3 separate regions of the Homo sapiens genome follow, and regions 1 and 3 are each linked to region 2. The links are chromatin loops, found by intact Hi-C in ENCODE. Cell type or tissue: PC-3. All regions are shown on one strand. Links, peaks and the distances in the headings refer to the core of each region. The heading gives the core; the rest is flanking DNA. Region 1 has its middle 62 kb from the start of MIR7706. Region 2 overlaps AKAP13 (A-kinase anchoring protein 13). Region 3 has its middle 84 kb from the start of MIR7706.

Region 1 (7,665 bases), core at 868-5,867, 96 kb before region 2:
ATAACATTACCTAGGATCTCCCAGGGACCAAGAACCACTGTCTCCTTGAATTCTGGATGATCTGCTACTTCACAATAAGTTCCAAACTCATAAAGAGTATCCAAAGCCCCAGAGTTTGAGGGTAATCTTTGTTTCCCTCCTTGTTCAAGACAGTACATTTTACTGACCTGGTATATTCTTTATCTATTGCTGCATTGAAAATTACTCCAGTTGGGCTACAGTCAACACAAGGTTCAACTGGGACAAGATATACTTCCAAACTCATCCGGTGGCTGTTGGCAGGTTTCACTTCCTTTTGGGCCGTTGGGCTGAGGACCCAGTTCTCTGCTGGATGCTGACTAGAAGCTGCCCTGGATTTCTTGCCTTGCAGGTTCCTCCAACATGGCAGCTGGTTTCAGCATCAAAGCACACAAGCCAAGAAGTCAATAGAGAGGAGAAAGCAGCAGCAAGAGAGATTCCTAGCAAAGTAGAAATCACAACCTCTTGCAACCTCATCATGAAAGTGACATCCCATTGCTTTTGTCATATTCCATTCATGAGAAGCAGGTCAATAGGTCTGGCCTGAACACAAGGGGAGGAGCTTACCTAAAGAGGTAAGGACCAGGAGTTAGAGAGCACTGCAATATATCTTAGGAGTCTGCCTACCGCACGAGGCCTCACCATCAGTCCAAAAGTCCCCTTCAGTTTTTCCCAGGAGATCTAGCAGGACCTCAGGCAACCTGGACTTCAAATGACCCCTTCTGCTATCCCTAGTTCTATATGTAGCAGCCCAGACACATTAATTTCTACTTTCCAAAGTTGTTCTTCTGTCCTCTACTTGTCACACCATCAAATTTAGTTTGGGCTTTCAGAGAATGAAAATGGCAGACAGACAAAAGGAAAGCTTATCTGAAGTTTAAGATTTTAAGGATGCTGCCAGTTTCCAAAAGCAATTCTACCCTGGTAAAATAAAATCCTTATTCTGCTCGTCCAGGACACTTGACCCAGAGCCCAACAAGGCGGTATTCCCGTTCACACTCACTGAAGCCACTCTGTCTTCCTGCAAGAGTTATCTTGGCCCTAGTCTGTAGCTCATCTCCTACAGGGGCACTTAAAAGGAAACAACAGTTCTTGGTCCAAAGCAATAAAGAGACAAGTGAGTCATAACAGTCTGGGTTCTTCACCAGCATAAGCGCTTCCATGAATCGCCTCTATAAAAACCCTGCCCTTCTAGCCCAAGCCGTGTTCCAAGTTCCAAAACCTTCCATTCAAGGGTTTTATAACTCAGCCCTGTGCTCAGAAATGTCACTGCACATAAGAGGGCCTTTGATCTCTGGCCATACCCAAGCCCATAGTCTGCAGCGAAGCGTGCTTTGATAACTATCTAAAGAGAAAAGCACTTTGGTTTCCTCTCATCTATTTCTATTCTACTTTTAATAAGCTGCTTAGCTTCAGGCGTCTGCCCTCTGCCCTCCAAGCTTCATCTCAACCAGAAGTAAAACAGGCTTGTGGTTGTGTGCTTTGAGAGCTCATGAAATAACAATAGTGGTAGCAAACACCAATAAAGGGCTTACTACGTGCCAGGCACCATCCTAAGTAGTTTCTGTAGGTTATCCTATGTAGGTTTTCACAGATGAGGAAATGGAAGCATAGAAAGGCACTGAGTGACTAGCTTTCTGATGAAGTCACAGTCAGAGAAACAGAGCCAGAAGTTAAAATCAAGCAACGCATCTCCAAAATGCATCTTACCCCTGTGCAATGAAAGAGAATACAAGCCCCCTCAGAGAAGGGAAAATATGAAGTCAGAAATACGAGTATTTCTTTAATAAGAGAGAAGATTTGCAGCAAACTCCTTCAATCTAGAAACACTTTCTTTTTCCAGGTACTGTGTTAGAAATCCCTTCAGTAGGAAAACTAAATGGGCAAGTCTTTAAACCAAACCAAAATGTTTCCTGAGCTTTCAATGAATCAAATTGAACTCAAGGCCCCAAGTCTGAATAAATTATGCCCTAAGATCTGTCAGAAGCAGTAGATTTCTTCTATTGGGTTTTTCTTCCATTCGATATAAAGACATAAGCGCTCTGTTGCTGCCCAATTGCTTTATTAAAAAAAAAACATATATATATATATATATATATATATATATATATATTTGAGACGGAGTCTCGCTCAGTCGACCGGGCTGGAATGCAGTGGCAGGATGTTGGCTAAGTGCAACCTCTGCCTCCCACGTTCAAGTGATTCTTCTGCCTCAGTCTCCCAGGTAGCTGGGATTACAGGCTCCCACGACCACGCCCAGCTAATTTTTGTATTTTTAGTAGAGATGAGGTTTCACCATGTTGTCCAGGCTGGTCGCAAACTCCTGACCTCAAGTGATCTGCCCACCTCAGCCTCCCAAAGTACTGGGATTACAGGCATGAGCCACCATGCCCGGTACAGAAACTTTCTTACTCATTTGAATTGAAAACTTCTATGTTTTTAAAGCATATTTTCATTAAGTGTGGAAATTCATAAAATACGGTTAGGTAGGAAGACGATGTTCACAAATTAGGTTTATAATCTATCATTTCAAACTTCGCTGTATTCAAAAATTAGTTATCTAAAATTAACTCCAGAGAAGTTTGTATGTACAAATAGTTGTTATAACAAAAGCTACCTTTCTTTTCTCAATCCGTGTCATGTGGATCTAAGCCCCTGCCTCAGAAATGGGGTGGGCATGTGTGTCCTCTTGGTGAGACCACTCTACCGCCCTAGCCAATGTGATTGCTTCAGAGATGGTTACATAGCCCTAGCTGGACCATTAAAAGTCTCCAAACCTTTGCTGGAATTATTGAGAGAGAGAGCATTCAAAAAGAACTCAGTATATAAAAAATACTGGAGTTAATAAGCAAGTAAAATATTAACAGAAGACTGTATATGCCCCAGGCCACCAGATGGGGGAGAGTGCACCTGAAAAGAGGCCAATACAGAAGAAAGCAGATAGAAATAGCTTCCAATGATCCTGTGGGGGCCTGGATCCAGCTGTACCTGAATCTCCTCCAATGCTATGCAGTTACATATGCCAGTAAGTCTTTTTTGCCTTTAAATCTGTGCATTGGGTTTCTGCTCCTTGTAACCTAGGGAGTCCTGACTAGTTCCTAGGAGCAGGTGTGCTTCCAGATCCTGTTCAGTTGCTACTGACCACAGCAGGTAGTGTGAAATGACACCCCAGAGAGCTGTGTATTTCAATGCCACACCCACATTCTGGGTGTGCCTGTGAAAGCAATCCAGCAGCAGTGTGCACAGCTGGAGCTGACTTAAGAGCTCCTAGGAAGGCCCAACCCTACAGCTAAAGGTCATGTAAAGACGTTGTGGAGAGATAATAAACAACACACACATACGCACCCATTAGGCAAAAATACCACATATTTTCTTCTCAGAGGAAATAACCATGAGCAAAGTATGGATATGAGTCAGTAACTGACTATAATTAGGGGCTTCCCTCCCACCCCAGTAACATCTGAATCAAGGCAGAGGACATTCCAGCAGTCCAGCAGTTGGTAAAGAACTAACCACATCTTTCTTGATGTTTCCTGTGACTCGATCCTTGCAGAACAGGGCACTGCAAGTCAGAAAATAGCTTCCTAGGAGAATTTAATACTAAGGAATTGGGAGTTTCCTCCGTCTATCAGAACCAAAATCATTCTACCTTAAGCCTTGGGGTTTGGAGCTCAACATAACCCAAGCATCCACTCTAGGAATCCCCCATCTGCTGCATAACTTTGGGTCCATTTGTATTTCAAAACTCTATTATGACTAGATATCCATATGCAGAAGAATGAAACTAGGCCCCTATCTCTCACCATATATAAAAATCAAATCAGCCAATTGCAGTGGCTCATGCCTGTAATCCCAGCACTTTGGGAGGCCGAGGCGGGCGGATCACCTGAGGTCGGGAGTTCGAGACTAGCTTGACCAACATGGAGAAACCCTGTCTCTACTAAAAATGCAAAACTAGCTGGGCGTGGTGGCACATGCCTGTAATCCCAGCTATGCAGGAGGCTGAGGCAGGAGAATCGCTTGAACCCAGGAGGCAGAGGTTGCGGTGAGCCGAGATCATGCCATTGCACTCCAGCCTAGGCAACAAGAGCGAAACTCAGTCTCAAAAAAAAAAAAAAATCAAATGAAAATGGATTAAAGACTTACATCTAAGACCTGAAGCCATAAAACTACTAAAAGAAAACACTGGGGAAATGTTCCAGGACATTGCTCTGGGCAAATGTTTCCTGAGTAAGACCTTAAAAGCACAGGCAACCAAAGCAAAAGTGGACAACTGGGAACATCTCAAGCTAAAAAGTTTCTGCACAGCAAAAGAAACAATCAACAAAGTGAAGAGACAACTCACAGAGGGGAGAAAATATCTGCAAACTACCCATCTGACAAAGGATTAATAACCACAATATATAAGGAGCTCAAACAACTCTATAGCAAAAAAAGAAAAATCCAATTTAAAAATGGGCAAAAGATCGGAATAGACATCTCTCGAAAGAAGACATACAAACGAGGCTGGGCACCATGGTTCACGCCTGTAATCCCAGCACTTTAGGACGTCAGGGCGGGCAGATCGCTTGAGGTCAGGGGTTCGAGACCAGCCTGGCCAATATGGCAAAATCCCCATCTCTACTAAAAATACAAAAATTACCTGGGCGTGGTGGCATGTGCCTGTAATCCCAGCCACTCAGGAGGCTGAGGCAGGAGAATTGCCTGAACCTGGGAGGTGAAGGTTGCAATGAGTTGAGATCACACCACTGCTCTCCAACCTGGGCAATGGAGCAAGACCCTGTCTCAAAAAAAAAAAAAAAAAAGACATATAAATGACCAACAGTTATATGAAAAAATCCTCAATCTCATTACTCATAAGAGAAATGCATATCAAAACTACAATGAGATATCACCTCACCCCAGTTAAAATAGCTCTTATCCAAAAGACAGGCAGTAATGAATGTTGGCAAGGATGTGGAGAAAGGGAAACCCTCATTCACTGGTGGTGAGAATGCAAATTAGTACAGACAAGGTGGAGAACAGTATGAAGGTTTCACAAAAAATCTAAAAATATAATTACCATACGATCCAGCAATCCCACTGTTGGGTATACACCCAAAGAAAGGAAAGCAATATATCGAAGAGATATCTACACTCTTATGCGCTCTTATCTGCACTTACGTTTATCGCAGCACTATTCACAGCCAAGGTAGAGAATCAACCTAAATGTTCACCAACAAATGAATGGATCAAAAAATGTGATACATATACACAATGGAATATTATTTGGCCATGAAAAAAGAATGAGATACTGTCATCTGCAACAATACGGATGGAACTGGAGGACATTATGTTAGGTGAGATAAGCTAGGCACAAAAAGACAAATATCACATGTTATCACTCATATGGGGGAGCAGAAAAAAAATTGAACTCTTGGAGATAGAGAGTAGAAGGATGGTTACCAGAGGCTGGGAAGGGTAGTGGGGTCAGGGACAAAGATGAGTTGGTCAATGGGTAAAAAATACAGTTAGGTAAAAAAAATGAGATCTAGTGTTTGACATCACAATAGGGAAACAATAGCTAACAATAATTATTTCATATTTCAAAATCAATGAAAGAGTAGAATTGGAATGTTCCTAACACAAAGAAATGATAAATGTTTGAAGTGATGGATATCCCAGTTACCCTGATTTGATCATTACACATTATATGCTTGTATCAAAATATCACATGTATCCCCGTAAATACATACAGCTATTATGTATCCATAAAAATTAAAAATAATTTTTAAAAACTGTATTACAATATAGATAATAGACAAAAATGTATTAAATGTATATGTACACTTTCATTTGAGACAGGGTCTCAGTTGCCCAGGCTGCAGTGCAGTGATGCAATCTTGGCTCACTTGCAGCCTCAACTTTCTGTGCTCAAGCGACCCTCCCACCTCAGCCTCCCAAGTAGCTGGGACTACAGGCACATGCCACCACACCCAGCTAATTTTTGCATTTTTTGTAGAAATGGGATTTTTCCATGTTGCTCAGGCTGGTCTCAAACACCTGAACTCAAGCGATCTGCCGGCTCCGGCCTCCCAAAGTGTTGGGATTACAGGCGTGAGCCACCAGGCCCAACCTACACTTTCAAAATAGTACGAATTACACAACAATGTACCCATCACCTAGGCTGAGAAATATTAATACATTATAAGTCATTTTAAAGTCTACTCCCTGCCCTTCCCTAATTACACCCTGTTCTCCCTCACTCCCCAGAGAATTAACCACTGTTCTGACTTTAATGTTAAGCATTCCTTTGCATTTTATTAAGTTGTAGCACAAATGTATGTATCCCTAAAAAATAATTGTTTCATTTTGAAAAACTCAGTAGTCAGCACAACCCTAGCCCTGTAAAGAACAGATAATATCGGCTGGGTGCGGTGGCTCACGGCTGTAATCCCAGCACTTTGGGAGGCTGAGGCGGGCGGACGACGAAGTCAGGAGATGGAGACCATCCTGGCCAACACGGTGAAACCCCATCTCTACCAAAAATGCAAAAAACGTTAGCCAGGCGCGGTGGCGGGCGCCTGTAGTCCCAGCTACTCGGGAGGCTGAGGCAGGACAATGGCGTGAACCCGGGAGGCGGAGCTTGCAGTGAGCCGAGATCGCACCACTGCACTCCAGCCTGGGACACAGAGCGAGACTCTGTCTCAAAAACAAAACAAAACAAAAAAAACAGATAATATCACCACTTTTAGATGAAGGCTTCCAAGAAAAGAAAAGCTGAAGAAGTCTCCAGGTCACGCTCTGTCTCCAGCTGCCCTGAATGTTTATGAGAGCCCCTTCCGGTGAAGTCGTAGGGCCAGGCATACCAGTGAGTCCTCAGTAACAGGGCTTGCCACAATTGGGCCATCAGACAGGACTGTCCTGTGGGTCAGGCAAAGGATGTCTAGCATTCTGAATGGATGGACTGTACTCTGAATTGAGTATTTTCTGCTTCTAAACCTGCCGTGACCTGACCCCAGTACTTGCCAACTAGCCTTCAGGAGTCAGTGAAAACAGAAAAATTCTGTGGGGTGAAATAAATGACCTTAGAAGGTCTAAGCAGCAGTGATGTAGGAATTTCATCAATATGTGGTCAAGACAAGATTAGAAGCTAATATGAAACCCAGGCATGCTTTCCTAAATTGAAAAAAAAGTAAATGTCAGCAGGGGAATTGTGGATGACAGCACTCAATCTGTCTCTCTAGTCTACTCTTCTAATCTGCACCACTGGCACAGCCCTCATTCTGGGATCTTCTCATCCTCCAGGGGACTCTCTTCTAACTGGATCTCCTAATTCCTCTTAAGAAAGGTTGCCTAAGACCCAGTTTTACAGATTTTACACACCTGAAAAAGTAGTTTTTCACCTCTCAAATTGAAGTGATAGTTTACATATAGAATTCTAGAATGGAAATAATTTTCCTTCTGAATTTGGAAGGCACTGCTCTATTATTTTCTTATCTTCAAGGTTGTGATTAAAAAGTTCAAAGCCACTTTTGTTACCAATCCTTTGTATGATAAATACAAAAAAAGATAAAGTTTTTTCCTTTCAAAGATTGTAGAAACTTATTTGTTCCCAGTGTTCTGAAACTTCACAACAGGTGCATTGTTGTAAATCTCTCTTTACTC
Region 2 (7,665 bases), core at 1,126-6,125:
TTCTCTAGCTGGTCCAGCCCATAGAGATCATTTTCCGTTCTCAGAATGATTATGGCATTTATTTTCTGTGCTGTTTCATTGGGCAATTGATTGTAAATGGCTCTGTATTGTGTTAGCTTTTTGTGTGTTTTTAAGAAAATGTTCTGTCCCCTTTAGTTCCTTGTAGTAGTAATCATGACTTGTACTCTATACAGGTTCTACACACGTAGGTAATTGATGGATCTTCATTGATCCTATAACATTGGTTCTCCAAGTGTAGTCAGTAGACCATTGAACATTCCTGAGACTCTTTCAGTGAGTCTGTGAGGTCAACACATGAAAACATTATTTACCTTTTTATAGTGTGCAGACATTTGACCTGATAGTGCATAGTGCAAAAGCAACAATGGGTGAAGCTGCCGATGCCTTAGAATCAATCACGACAGTGAACTAAACTGAGCTCCAGTAGTCACGGTATTCATTACAGTCATGTACTGTGAGTGAGAAATAATGCCAGTTCCACTTAATGTCTGTGATGAAGTAGTGAACATTATTACTTTTATTAAATCTCAACCTTTGAGCACACATTTAAAAATGTGGGAAGAAAAGGGAAATATGCGCAAAGGAGTTCTGCACGTGGAAGTATTGTGGTTATCTTGAGGTAAAGCTCTCGTGTGATGGACATTAAGGTGAACTAACTGCTTTTTTTTTTGAGATGGAGTCTTGCTCCGTCCCCCAGGCTGGAGTGTAGTGGCACGATCTCGGCTCACTGCAAGCTCCGCTTCCCGGGTTCACGCCATTCTCCTGCCTCAGCCTCCTGAGTAGCTGGGACTACAGGCGCCCACCACCACGCCCGGCTAATTTTTTGTATCTTTCGTAGAGACAGGGTTTCACCGTGTTACCCAGGGTGGTCTCGATCTCTTGACCTCGTGATCCGCCTGCCTCGGCCTCCTGAAGTGCTGGGATTACAGGCGTGAGCCACCGCGCCCGGCCAACTAACTGCTTTTTTAAATGAAACTCCATTTTTATTTGAAGGGAGGACTTTGATAAGCTGTGGTTATCCAGAAATTGGTTATTTGGCAGATACCTTCTTGAAAATAAAGCAAGCCTTTACTTCAAGGAAGTAGTGGAGTCTTTGTTGCCAGTGATAAAATTTGAGTTTGCAAGTGAAAATCAGAAGTTTGGAAAATATGTATTCGCCACCATGAGCTTGACAGCTTTTCAGTATTTAAAAGCTTTATGAGTAAAGTAATGATATTAACAAATGTGATTTTTGATATTGTATAATGAAATGTATCTACATTTGGAAGATCTGCATAACTCAAGGAACCAGTATTTTCACAAATGATCAATGTATGATGTTACAGCAAAAATCATGCTTGGGTAAACGATTCATTCAAAGTGAAAGACCAGTCACTTTTAATGTAACAGAGTACAAAACGGTCATTGATACAGTTTCAGATTTCACATTGTGACTAACTCTTTAAGAAGCTACCACTTGTCAAGTTTTGGTGTAACATGGAAAAAGAATATTAACAACTATCCCAAAAGACTATTAAAATACTACTCCTTTTTCAAATTGGGTATCTATTTGAGGCAAAATTTTAAAAATGTACTTCCCCAAACAGTGTAACCGTTTGAATGCAGAAGCAGATAGGAGAATCCAGCTGTCTTCTATTAAGCCAGACATTAAAGAGATTTGCCAAAATGTAAAACAGTGCCACGTTCTTATTTTTGTTTTGTTTTGGAAAACATAGTTATTTTTCATAAAAGTATGTTTATTTGTAATGAGTTCATGGAATTTTAAAATGAAGTAATATTTTATAAATTTTTCAGTTTTAATTTCTAATACAATAAAGTACCAATAAATATAACCCACATAACAAAAGCTCTTTGGGATTCTCAGTTTTTAAGAGTAAAAAGGAGGGAGCTCAGGCAACCAAGAACTTTCAAACCACTGATTATAGCTTACAATGGATTGAAATAAGCTGATCCTCATGAAATACTTTAGTTTCTTATTTGAAAATCTTTATAGAAACAACACAGAGGAAAATAATTAGTATCTGCTTTCATAATGCTGAGTTATATTTATTGGGCACTTAATATGTGCCTGACACTGCACTGAACACCGTACCTATATTATCTCCTCTAACCTTTATCTTATCCTGCAACGTATATATTACCTTAGTTTTACAAATCAGGGGGCTAAGGCACTGGCGGGTCAAGTAATTGGCCCAAGCTTATTTAAGAGGTAAGTAGTAGAGCTAAGTTTTAGACTTAGTTTAAGTTGAAATTGAAAGCCTGCGCTTTTCATCAGGATGTTCTGCTGCCTCACAGAAAAGTTTGTAAGTCGGCACTGTGTCCGCACTGCTAATTGATCCTTAGGGAAAAGTGCAGAATGCTGTTGTCTGAAGATTGTTGATGCAAGGTTGAGCAGTGGCTGAAGATCCTGCGCATGTTTTCTTTTTATCCCAGGTCACGTAGTCTTGTACTGTTTTGTGGAGCTGGATCTTTAGAAGGTGGTTCTTTCAGAACTTCAGAACAGACCGTAACTGGAAGACTGTGGGCTTAGTTTCTTATGGTTACTAGTAGTTAGTATGTGAATCTAGCTCAAGGTTGGAGAGATTTTTCAGGATGGCTGTAGTTCAGTTGTCGTTGCTTATGCTAGTTCTTTCATTTCATTCAGGGGTATAGAAACTTTAGATTGTCTGAAAATGTTATTTTCAGGAGTTTTCCCATTGGGAGACAAGGAAGTGGGGATGGAGTTGAAGTCAGGTGAAGGTGAAGAGAATAGCACCATTGCCCTGACCCCTGGCTTTTGGGTTATTGTGCTGCAAGCATCAGGTGACTGAAAAAGCAAACATGAAAGTAGAGATTCAGAGAGGGGAAGTGACTCAACCCAGGCACCCTGCACAGGAACATGTGTCATCACGGTTTCAGCTCCGGACGGTGAGATCGCAGTGTGTTCTCAGGCCCTTGTTAGGATTCTTAGCACAATAGTTGTTTCTGCTTGGTGGGTTTGTTGATTGAGAGCGCCTCAGAAGCATTTATATTCACAGTATCCCACGTGCCCTACTAACTCAACTTTATATTACATAGACAGCTACTTTAAAATTGTCTTGGTACATGTATTTTGAAATTTATATGAACAGCTTTATTTACATTATCCATTATACTCCTCTATTAAAGAATATATGTATATTTTAATTATACTTTTTTATACTCATTCAACTTTCATTGTTTTCTCCAACCTTTTTTACCACCTCAGTGGAAATGGAAATGAGAGTACCTGTTATAGCCTGAAAAGCAGAGGAAAAAAGGTGTAACTCTTTTTAAGGTTTTTCGTCATGTTTAACTTATGTGTTATTCCCAGATTTTTCTCCGATGTTCATACTGTCTCTTGAAACCAGTCTTCCTTTTTTTCAGCACTATTGTGGCCTGTGTATAATTGGTACTTGTCTTTCAGATTTGTATTCTGTAAACAGGCTTTGACGGGGCAAATTTAAACTGTTGTAAAGATTGCCTATTCATTTCTAATACATGTTTTGTGGTAGAATTGAATTGCTGATTGTGTGAAGGGTTTTTGAAAATGAGGGACAAACAAAATGAGAACTTATGAATAGTAGCACAGTAAAAAAAAATCCAAGAGGAATAAGACCACCGTGCTTTCTTTTTTCACTTCTGAACTAGTCAATAGCTTTGTATTCTGGTGATAATTAACAAGGTTTCTATACATACACAAAAATGAGGGGTAGTGAGATTTAGATGATGATATAGAGAATGAAGATGGGAAAAAATCCTCTTGGTATTAATACATATGGTATAGGTACAGAGTGTTCCTTTATGTGTATAATTTGAAAAGGGTGAGGGAGCTCCAAAATAAGATAAGGAAGTTGGTAGACTACATGTTTTGTTAATTCTTATGTTAGAGTGCCTTCTCCTGGTGTGGATGCATTTCTAAGATGAATAGTTAATTTGTTCTTGTTTCTTTTTCAAAGTCTCTTTGAGCAAATGACAAATTGAGATGTCCTAGCTTTAAGGAGAGACCATTGACATTTGCCTAATGCCTTCTCTTGTCTTAGGCTTTGCCTTGTATTAAAGAAGTATATGACTGGATGTGACTAAAATGGTCTGGGAGGAGGGTTAGTATTCTGTTTTCTAAAATGGATTCTGGGATTGTTATATGCAATTGGTGCTTTAGGATGGGAGAAAATCACCTAAGTGTAACTTCAGAATGTGAGAAAGTGTGACCTGTCAACTGTTTTGGTTGGGTTTTCTATGTTGGAGTGGTTTGTTTCTTAAATTTTGCTCTCAGGTTTGGGGTGGTAGTGAAGTTACTCTGAAAATTCATAATTTTTCTATAATTAGTAACAGCATCCCAGGAGTTTCAGAGGGAAATACCTTTAAAAAAAAATGAGATGTGACAGCACGCTGCCACGCCGACGCAGACCCCGCTCTGCACGCCAGCTCGCCCGCACCCCTCATGGCCACAGTTCAGCAGCTGGAAGGAAGATGGCGCCTGGTGGACAGCAGAGGCTTTGATGAATATGTGAAGGAGCTAGGAGTGGGAATAGCTTTGCGAAAAATGGACACAATAGCCAAGCCAGATTGTATCATCACTTGTGATGGCAAAAACCTCACCATAAAAACCGAGAGCACTTTGAAAACAACACAGTTTTCTTGTACCCTGGGAGAGAAGTTTGAAGAAACCACAGCTGATGGCAGAAAAACTCAGACTGTGTGCAACTTTACAGATGGTGCATTGGTTCAACATCAGGAGTGGGATGGGAAGGAAAACACAATAAGAAGAAAATTGAAAGATGGGAAATTAGTGGTGGACTGTGTCATGAACAGTGTCACCTGTACTCGGATCTATGAAAAAGTAGAATAAAAATTCCATCATCACTTTGGACAGGAGTTAACTAAGAGAATGACCAAGCTCAGTTCAATGAGCAAATCTCCATACCGTTTCTTTTTTTTTTTTTTTCATTACTGTGTTCAATTATCTTTATCCCAAACATTTTACATACAGCTATTTCAAAGTGTGTTGGATTAATTAGGATCATCCCTTTGGTTAATAAATAAATGTGTTTGTGCTAATAAAAAAAATGAGATGTGTATATTGATGATTATCTTTTAAAAAATAATGGGAGGTTTATGAGAGAGCTGGTGCACTTAAAGCCTGGTGGTTCAGTACGCATAACCCCTAGAGCTCAGTTTTCATGGATCAAGGCAGATTTGTAAATAGAAGAATAATGAGTCAGTATGGTAAATGTCAATGGGAAGATTCGAATGAAGTGAGATGGGAGCACAGAAGGATGGAGCAACTATATTTGCTTTGAGGAGTCAAGGAGGGAAGGACATTCTAAAATTTTGAGAGCATTAAAGAATAGGTTACTCTTTTATAATTGTAGAGTTTATTGTACTATGTATTTGCATAAATGGACACATAATATTTAGTTAAATACCTCTATTCATTGTGCAGTTTATGTTTAGCACTGTGCCAGGTTCTTGGGGAAGGAGTTAAAAAATAAAAGATGTCCTGTTTCAGTACTTTCTTGGGAGTGGGGCTACTATGTGAACAGCTTGAGTAACATTTTGTTCAAGACTCAGTTGTGGGTAGCCAGGTACTGTGGTGGACTGGTGCTTTTGTTAAGTCTGGTTTTTTTCCTCCCTGCTGGTAAGCCACTTTAGAAATGATCAGTTTCATTAATGTAAAGTCATATTTTATACCTCTACGCACTAATTCCCGTGGACATGACTGGTAGCTACGATAATTTTTGGGACTCCAGTGGTCAATGAGTATGTCTCAGGTACTTAATTTCTTCCATGGCTAACTAGTTTTTAGTGGGCAAAAGGAAATTTGAGAGAAGCTGCATAATTTGCTTTAACTTGCAGGGTGTGTTAAGTATTGAATCACATCTATTATGATTATGGAATTTTGGTGTGTGTTTGAATGTCAGAGATAGTGTTAAGGTCAGAATTCTGCTGAAAACTGACCCATCTGAAAACCAGTATGTTCACTCCATTCCACTCTTCAGCAAGGCCATAGTTTCCCTATCATGGTTCATTTCTCCTTTTCCCTGCCCATTAAAGGTAGCAAATTTTGGAGGTTCTTACACATTTGGGGTTCTTAAAATTGTTCTGTAATGTGTAAGCTCGGCTGTCCACAAATGATTATAGGATTGACATTTGTTATTTGGTGGAGTTTGATATATTAGAGTAATATAAATGTGTTATGCTTCAAAATGAAATACGGGATTTTTATTCACTAGTTTGTCTTTGTTTCATTCCTTTCCAAAAGAAAATTAATGCTTAACTTGAACAGCTGATTTTTTGCATTGTTTCCCTTAAAAGCTTGCTAGCATAGGAACAAAAGGTAACTTTTTTCTTTGCCTTTTATTGTTTTCTGATTGTTTGATATTAAGTTTTGGATTGATATTAGAAATATTAATAGTTTATCCTAGGCAGGAGCCAGCTTTCTTTAATATGTGCCAGATGAGCTTCCAGTAGTTTTTAGACTTTGAGATTTTAGAAACCTCATTTTCAGGGATGGGTGACTTCACTGCTTTTTCTTTGTCTTAATTTAAAATTGGTATGTATGACCAAAGGAATCTTTCTGATACTCACTGGTCCTTTTTGGTGGAATCGAAATAGCGTATGAGCAATGGGCGTTTAAGTTAGAAAATATTCGTTTATGTAAAAATTAACCAGAAATTACTGGAATGTAGTATTGGTCAAGGTTGTAGAGTCAAGTTAATCAGTATGATTAATGGGTATTAGGAATGGAAATGTTGCAATGTAATGACAAGTCATGAATTGTTAAAAGAACAATCTGTTGTTAGCCCATTGATAAACTTTGTGAGATACTTATTTGAGAGCAAAGTTTGAAATCTTTCTTTTGCCGATTAAACATGACTGTCATTTTGCCATTTTCTGCTGTATTCCAACCATTACGTTCTAAGTGCTCATTTATCCTCACCAGGAGCCAGTGAAGAAGGCGACATTATTCTAGTTTTACAGATGGAGAAATGCAGCTTATGTATTAAGCAGCTGATCAGGCAGCACAAAACCAAGGAAGTTATTAGTACTGGTAATTGAACCTAGATTTGTCTGGCTCCAGTCCAGTACTGTCCAGTAGAAGTATAATATCAGCCACTAGGTAATTTAAAATTTCCTAGTTGCTACATTAAAGGAGAAGTTTATTTTAATATTTTAATTCAATATATAAAAGTTCATTTTGACGTAATTATAAAATTGAGATATTTTACATTTTTACATTCTTTTTGTACCATCTTCATTATTTATTATTATTATTATTATCATTATTATTATTATTATTATTATTCTGAGATAGGGTCTGTCCCTGTTGCCCAGGCTGGAGTGCAGTGGCAGGATCATAGGTCACTGCAGTCTCAATCTCCTGGGCTCAAGGGACCCTCCTGCCTCAGCCTCCCGAGTAGCTGGGACTACAGGCGTGCGCCACCATGCCTGTCTAATTATTTTATATTTTGTTTTGTATAGACAGGGTCTCACTTTGTTGCCCAGGCAGGTCTCTAACTCCTGGGCTTCAGACGATCTTCCCATCTTGGCCTCCCAAAGTGCTGGGATTACAGGGGTGAGCCACCATGCCTGGCCTTTTGTACCATCTTCAAAGTCAGTGTGTGTATTTTAGATGTATAGCAC
Region 3 (7,665 bases), core at 1,826-6,825, 120 kb before region 2:
GTCACCCAGGCTGGAGTGTGCAGTGGCGCGATCTTGGCTCATTGCAACATCCACCTCCTGGGTTTAAGTGATTCTCCTGCCTCAGCCTCTGGAGTAGCTGGGATTACAGGCACACGCCACCATGCCCAGCTAATTTTTTTTATTTTAATTTTTAGTAGAGATGGGGTTTCACCGTGTTGGTCAAGCTGGTCTTGAACTCCTAACCTTGTGATCCTCCCTCCTCAGCCTCCCAGAGTGCTGGGATTACAGGCATGAGCCACTGCGCCTGGCCTGAATTTTTTTTTTTTTTTTTTTTTTTTTTGAGATAGAGTTTCACTCTTGTTGCCCAGGCTGGAGTGCAGTGATGCAATCTCAGCTCACTGCAACCTCTGCCTCCTGGGTTCAAGTGATTCCCCTGCCTCAGCCTCCCCAGTAGCTGGGATTACAAGCACCGGCTACTATGCCCAGCTATTTTTTGTATTTTTAGTAGAGACGGGGTTTCGCCATTTTGGTCGGGCTGGTCTTGAACTCCTGACCTCAAGTGATCCACCAGCCTCGGCCTCCCAAAATGCTGGGATTACAGGTGTGAGCCACTGCGTCCGGTCCTGAATTTTTTAACTGTATATAATTATTAAAGATGTTTTTCAAATTAATTAAAAATTTAAAAGTAGACACTGTCCACTGTGTACAATACAGCAGATCAAAGACTGAAAAGGCACAATCTTCTCCCTCAAGGAGTTCCCAGGATCCTGAGGAAGATGGGACTCTAAACAAAGAGCAGCAACACTGCGCTGGTAAATAAGAGAGCACAGTGCGACTGCAGTGAAAAGGAGAAGGGCACTCAGTCCCTAGATTGATCGGGGAAGATAACAGAGGCTGGGACATTCGAACTGAGTCTTACAGTACAGGAGCCTGAGAACAACTTCTTTCTCCTGCCCCAAATCTTTACAAATGGAGAACGACTTGTTTAAGCCTATAGCTACCCTAGAAAGGAAAAAGGAGTGCCCTTGGTGGGTGGGTATATTAGTCCATTTTTGCACTGCGATAAAGAAACACTTGAGACTGGGAAATTTATAAAGAAAAGAGGTTTAATTGGCTCATGGTTCTGCAGGCTGTATAGGAAGCACAGCGGCTTCTGCTTCTGGGGAGCCTTCAGGAAGCTTCCAATCATGGCGGAAGGTGAAGGGAGACAGAGGCACTTCAAATGGCCGGAGCAGGAGGGAGACAGCGGGGAGGTGCTACATACCTTTAAACAACCAGATCTCGTGAGAATTCTGTCACGAATACAGCACCAAAGGAATGGTGCTAAACCATTTATGAAGGATCCACTCCCGTGATCCAGTCACCTTCCACCAGGCCCCACCTCCAACACTGGGGATTACAATTTGATACAAGACTTTTGCAGGGGGATAAATCCAAACTACATCAGTGGGTAACTATGGTAAACAGCCCAAATGCAAGGGGTATTCAAGTGAAGAAGACACCCACAGCCTGAAATGTACTCAGAAAGCTGCTGCAGCACTTATGGGCATATACCCCAAAGAATGGAAAGCGGGAATTCAAAGAGATACTTGTACACCTATGTTCATGGCGGACTTACTCACAATAGCCCACAGGGTGGAAGCAAACTGAGTGTCCACCAACAGAAGAATGGATAAACCAAACGTGGTACATGCATACAATGGAATATTATGCAGCTTAAGAAAGAAATCCTGGCACAGGCTACCACATGGAAGAATCTTCGAAACATGATGCTAAGTGAAATAAGCCAGTCAGAAAAGGACAAATACTGTGTGATTTCACTTACATGAAGCACCTACAGTAGTTGAATTCATAAGACAGAAAGTAGAAGATGGTTTCCAGAGGCCTGGGGAGGGGAATGGGGAACAAGATCCCATTCATGTAAGGGAGATAAAACACTAAACAAGACTATGCTCCCATAGGAACACCCATATTTCCTAGAAGATCTGGAAGCATACTCCTGACTGAGGTTGTCTTTGGGGAAAAGCTTGAAACCTGTAGTAAAAGGAATGTTTAGCATTACCTGAGTGTCTGGATTTTTTAATACCAAGAATGTATTTGGGCATTCATACAAGAATAACTTCAGTTTAAATGAGAAAAGTTGGCTAGGTGCAGTGGCTCACACCTGTAATCGCTGTGCTTTGGGAGGGTGAGACAGGAGGATTCCTTGCAACATAGCAAGACTTTGTCTCCACAAAAATAAAAAATAATTAGCCAGATGTGGTGGCACATGCCTGTAGTCCCAGCTACTTGGGAGGTTGAGGCAGGAGGATTGCTTCAGCCCAGCTTTTCAAGGCTGCAGTGAGCTATGATCTCACTACTGCACTCCAGCCTGGGCGACAGAGTGAGACCCTGTCTCAAAAAAAAAAAAAAAAAAAAAAAAAAAACAGAGAGAGAGAGAGAGAAAAGGATGGCACAATAGTTTCTTAGTCTTAACCACACGCGTTAACAAAAATAGTAGGGTCTATTTTATTTGACAACACCCACCAAAAGTTCAAGTTCTATTAGTTTTCATATACTTAAAAAAAATGTTTCCCTCGGAAACATCACCTTGACATATCTTGGGGGAAACATAGAACGTGGAGAATTGTTTCTGTTGCTCTCCCCCACCCCACTCCATGCCAACATTCTGCATCTCTGTGCTGAACATCAGGGAGCCACCGGCCTTGTCAGCCTTCACATTAGGCCTGCCCTCTCCCTGCTGCAGATCAGCAGCCTGTCTCGGCCTGTTGGAACTCTCCCTTAGTGTGTTGGAGACGTTGAGACATTGTGACAAAAGTATGGAACCAGGAGTCAAGGAAGCTTCAGTCCTGGCTCGGGCTACTTATTTTTTGTTCAAAGTTAGCTTTTCATTTAAATGTCTGTGTTTCTGTTTCCTTGTTTAAAAAATGTTATAATATATGGCTATCGTAAAGTTGTTGCAAAAACTCAAAGGAGAATACAGACATTTAAGATAGTCTGCATGGGCCGGCATGACGGCTCACGCCTGAAATCTCAGCACTTTGGGAGGCTGAGGTGGGAGGATTTCTCGAACCCAGGAGGAGGCTAGGCTACACTGAGCCATGTTCATGCCACTGCACCCCAGCCTGGAGCCTGGGTGACAAGGCAAGACTTTATCTCAAAAAAAAAAAAAGACTTTTTTTTTTTTAAGTTCTGGGATACATGTGCAGAACCTGCATGTTTGTTACATAAGTATCCATGTGCGGCCGGGCGCGGTGGCTCACGCCTGTAATCCCAGCACTTTGGGAGGCCGAGGCGGGTGGATCACGAGGTCAGGAGATCGAGACCATCCTGGCTAACACGGTGAAACCTCGTCTCTACTAAAAATACAAAAAGAAATTAGCCGGGCGTGGTGGCGGGCACCTGTAGTCCCAGCTACTCGGAAGGCTGAGGCAGGAGAATGGCGTGAACCCGGGAGGCGGAGCTTGCAGTGAGCCGAGTTTGCGCCACTGCACTCCAGAGCCTGGGAGACAGAGCGAGACTCTGTATCAGAAAAAAAAAAAAAAAAAAAAAAAGTATCCTTGTGCTATGGTGGTTTGCTGCACCTATCAACCTGTCATCTTGGTTTTAATTCCCGTATACATTAGGTATTTGTCCTAATGCTCTCCCTCCTCTTGCCCCCTACCCCCCAACAGGCCCGTGTGTGATGTTTTCCTCCCTGTGTCCATGTGTTCTCATTGTTCAACTCCCGCTTATGAGTGAGAACACACAGTGTCTGGTTTTCTGTTCCTGTCTTAGTTTGCTGAGGATGATGGTTTCCAGCTTCATCCACGTCCCTGCAAAGGACATGAACTCATTCTTATAAAAAAGACATTTAGTCTTTGGGAAATAAATACTGAAGATTAGCTTCAAATGGACAGTGGTTTGGATGTGATTCTTGCATCTCTGACTAAATCGTAAACTTATCCAAGTCATTGTCCACTGTGGCTCCCACAAAGCTTTCAGGCCTGTCTTCCTTGGTGATCTTGCTTTGATGTGCTATGAAAGACTGTCCCAGCAGATGGCAGAAGAGAACTGAGTCAGGAAAAACCAGCCTGGGTATTTCAGTGTGCACTGTGCACTGGGTAAAGCTTCTGCACCTTAATGTCCCTGCCGCGGTAGCGCTACACGTCGACTTCACAATCGCTGCTGAACTTCCCTAATAAAGGTGGGTCAGCAAAGGCGTGAGGGTTACCACTCTATCCAAACACCATGTCACTGAGACTCACTTAGGAAGAACATTCATTTCCTGAGTACTTCCGTAGTACTGGAAACGGGGATGAATACAAAATAGTCCCTGTCCCCACAGAATTCATAGTCCAGCTGAGATCAAATAAGGACAGAACAATTTGCATTTTGCCGGGCTGTCCTCTAATGACAATAATTTCCTGAATGTTTTCAGGTTGCCTGTTTTAGCCATATGTTCTTCTCTGGCCGCTTCTCTCCAGCCCCAGCCTCAAGTCCAACTCATGATCTCTGGCCTAGGATACAGCAACAACCTCCTAAGGGAGCTGCCTCTGCTCTTATCCACCTCCAGTTTATTCTCACCGCATAGACAAGATAATGTTTTAAAAATGCAAATGCGATTACACTGTATACCACCTACTCAAAAGATCTAATGGCTTTGTATTGACCTCATAATAATACCCCTGCCCTTAATCTTACTTAAAAGGCTTTTTGTGATCCGATCCCTGTTTTTCTTCTCCTAACTTATCTCACCCTCTCCTCCTGCAATCAACTCAAGAGGCTGACTTTCAGTTTCCCAAATGATTTTTATCCCCTACCAGATTTGCCCAAATTGCTTTTCTCTCTACCTAGAATGCCTTAAAACTAAAACTCACTCCCTCCCATCTACCCATCCTCCTTAACTTGGCTAACTAGTATTTATTCTTCTGCTCTCAGGTTAGATATCCTTTCTTTTGGGAAACTATCCCTGACAGTATAAGGCTGGGCTGAATAATCCTCCTGAGTACTCCAGAGCACCCTCTGCTTCCATTCCCCTCGCATTTACCGTATTTCTTCGTAATGAGTTTGCGTATCTTCCCCTGTCTACTGTAAATTCCTGGCACATGAGGACTTCCTCTCGCACAACAATGTATCCCCATTTCTTGACACAGTTCTTGGTACAGAGCCGCACTCGATCAAAACTTATCAAGTAAATGAATAAATCAATCATAAAACACAATTGATACCATCCAAGAAGTCATAAAATTCTTGGGGCACAAGGTCTTAGGAGAGTAGATCTTTCTGTGTGTATCAGCCATATCCCTTTTTTTTTTTTTTTTTTTGAGATGGATTCTCTCTCTGTCACCCAGGCTGGACTGCAGTGGCACTATCTCGGCTCACTGCATCCTCCACCTCCCGGGTTCAAGCGATTCTCCTGCCTCAACCTCCTGAGTAGCTGGGACTACAGCCACCCCCCACCACACCCAGCTAATTTTTCAATTTTTAGTAGAGATGGGGTTTCGCCATGTTGGCCAGGTTGGTCTTGAACTCCTGACCTCATGATCTGCCCACCTTGGCCTTCCAATGTGCTGGGATTACAGGTGTGAGCCACCATGCCTGGCCAGCCATATCCCTTTTCATCAAGATGTTGTCAACCATACGCTCTCAAATCAAGTTGTGACCAGGTGCGGTGGCTCACGCCTGTAACCTCAGCACTTTGGAAGGCCAAGGCAGGAGGATTGCTTGGGCTCAGGAGTTCAAGACCAGCCTGGGCAGCATAGGGAGATCCCATCTCTACAAAAATCATTTAAAAATACTAGCTGGGCGTGATAGCATGCACCTGTGGTCCCAGCTACTCAGGCGGCTGAGGGGGGAGAATCATCTGACCCCAGGAGGTCAAGGCTACAGTGAGCCATGATTGCACCACTGCCCTCCAACCTGAATGACAGAGCAAGACCCTGTCTCAAAATAACCAAACAGAACAAAGACAAGTCGTTGTTGTTTTATGCAAACAGGCTTTGAACTTGGAGCAAGTCACCTAGTCAATCTTCTTATCCACAGCAAAGGAGTTCTGAAACAAACAAACAAACAAACAAAAGCAATTTTTACCTTTCACAGTGTTTCTTGTGTCATCCCAGATGGTTAAAATGAAAAGGCTTTAATGAAGGGACTATTCACAGAGTTTCTGGACTGGATAAGGTAACAAACAAGGTATGGTAGGACACCTAGAGACTAGCAATGGTGAGAAGCTATTACTACCCTCCCCGCTTCCAGGGCCTATTGAGACAAGGGAAGGAAACACTTATCAGAGCCCAGTGAGTAAGAGTTGTACCTAGGATGCAGCTACAGTTAGATATAGCATGCCAAAGCAGGAAGAGAGCTGGAAAGAGCTACCCTGACCTCTGCTGAATCCCACCCTCCCATCTTCCCACAGAGCCTCCCACTGGCTGAACCCCAAAAGCCAGCTAGGAAGAAAGCCTGGACAGTGCAGTCCACTGGATTCAGTGGAGCAGGGAAGAGCATGAAACTGGGAGGGACCCTAGGCCCACAAATAACCAGCATCACACATTACGCATTGTCTTCCTGCTATGACAGATGAGGACTCAGCTCCCTTACCTGCAACCCCCCACTCAATATAGTTCTGGCACTATTTTTAGTAGCTGTATTTTAATAAGCACCTCAGCCAGCACCTGTGAAAGCAGGACTGCATCCTCTCTATGTCCTTAGAAAAATGTAATTAAGAAATAGAAAATACAGAGATTTAATTATCAAATAATTTAAATGCACAGAAAAATCCAGAAATAAATATAACAGACACCCATTTGTGGTCAACCCAGATGTAACACATTAACTTTTAGTTATGTGTTGTTTCAGAATTGTTATTTTCTGTTTTTTAAGGAAAAAATTGCAGATACAGTTAAGATCACTCTCATAGGCCGGGTGCAGTGGCTCATTCCTATAATCCCAGCAGTTAGGGAGGCCGAGGCAGGCAGATCACTTGAGGCTGGGAGCTCAAGACCAGCCTGGCCAACATGGTGAAACCCTGTCTTCACTTAAAAAAAAAAATACAAAAATTAATCAGGAGTGGTGGCACACACCTGTAATTCCAGTTACTTGGGAGCCTGAGGCACAAGAATCACTTGAACCTGGGAGGTGGAGGTTGCAGTGAGCTAAGATTGTGCCACTGCACTCCAGCCGGGGCGACGGTGTGAGACCCTGTCTCAAAAAAAAAAAATTTACTCTCATCTCTTTCTCCCATTCCTGCCCTCTCTCATCTCCAGAAATAAACACTATCATTAAGTTGGTGTGTATTATTGCATCTATAATTTTGCTACATATATTTGTATCTATAAACAATATACAACGTTGTTTTATGTCATTTTTTAAATTTACAAACGGGTCCCTTACTATGATATCTTTTTGGATCTTATTTTATAAACGCAGTACAATGTGTCTGAGACTTGTTTGTGTTGATACATATAGATCTGATTAGTTTGTTTTGACTTCTATATGGTTTTATATTTTATACATACTTATATTCCCTGCGATTGGCAATATAGTGAAATATATTTTCACTATTTATTTTGTGTATTTCTACTTTTATGCTTTTCGTTTCCTTGCCCTTTTTTGGAAAAGGGAGGGTATCTTGTTTTCTTTATTCCCTCTCTTTTCCCCTAACCATTTAAGAAGTTATAGATTTTTTTTTTCTTATCTTAAATTTTAGAATGGGCTTGGTGGCTC

What was found. Hi-C counts contacts between places; a loop is a spot of excess contacts. Peaks named below come from ENCODE experiments on the same cell type or tissue, not always from the same donor. Only the 100,000 strongest peaks of a DNase experiment are listed, where the experiment ranks them.
Region 1: it touches region 2 in a loop (2.7-fold over the local background); 9 of 110 quality-filtered maps call a loop at or near these places.
Region 3: a loop joins it to region 2, with 26 times the contacts of the local background. A loop is called at or near these places in 48 of 110 quality-filtered maps.

What each region holds. Positions count from the first base shown.
Region 1 is chr15:85,315,198-85,322,862 of GRCh38, forward strand. No RefSeq gene overlaps it. Among named protein-coding and RNA genes, the nearest start is that of MIR7706, 62 kb to the right of the region's middle. RefSeq lists an enhancer at 3,308-3,407. In PC-3, for the core only: CTCF peaks have their summits at 2,917 (motif pointing right) and 3,123; a DNase peak (open chromatin) is centred at 3,364; H3K27ac peaks cover 2,314 bases.
Region 2 is chr15:85,410,765-85,418,429 of GRCh38, forward strand. The region is part of intron 1 of AKAP13 (A-kinase anchoring protein 13); the gene reads left to right. It also overlaps the pseudogene FABP5P9. Among named protein-coding and RNA genes, the nearest start is that of AKAP13, 34 kb to the left of the region's middle. RefSeq lists enhancers at 1,878-2,379, 2,333-3,532, 2,380-2,879, 2,754-3,048, 4,388-4,887. In PC-3, for the core only: a CTCF peak has its summit at 3,919 (motif pointing left); DNase peaks (open chromatin) are centred at 1,417, 2,917 and 5,227; H3K4me3 peaks cover 1,148 bases; H3K27ac peaks cover 4,987 bases.
Region 3 is chr15:85,292,744-85,300,408 of GRCh38, forward strand. No RefSeq gene overlaps it. Among named protein-coding and RNA genes, the nearest start is that of MIR7706, 84 kb to the right of the region's middle. In PC-3, for the core only: a CTCF peak has its summit at 4,011 (motif pointing right); a DNase peak (open chromatin) is centred at 4,048; H3K4me3 peaks cover 681 bases; H3K27ac peaks cover 758 bases.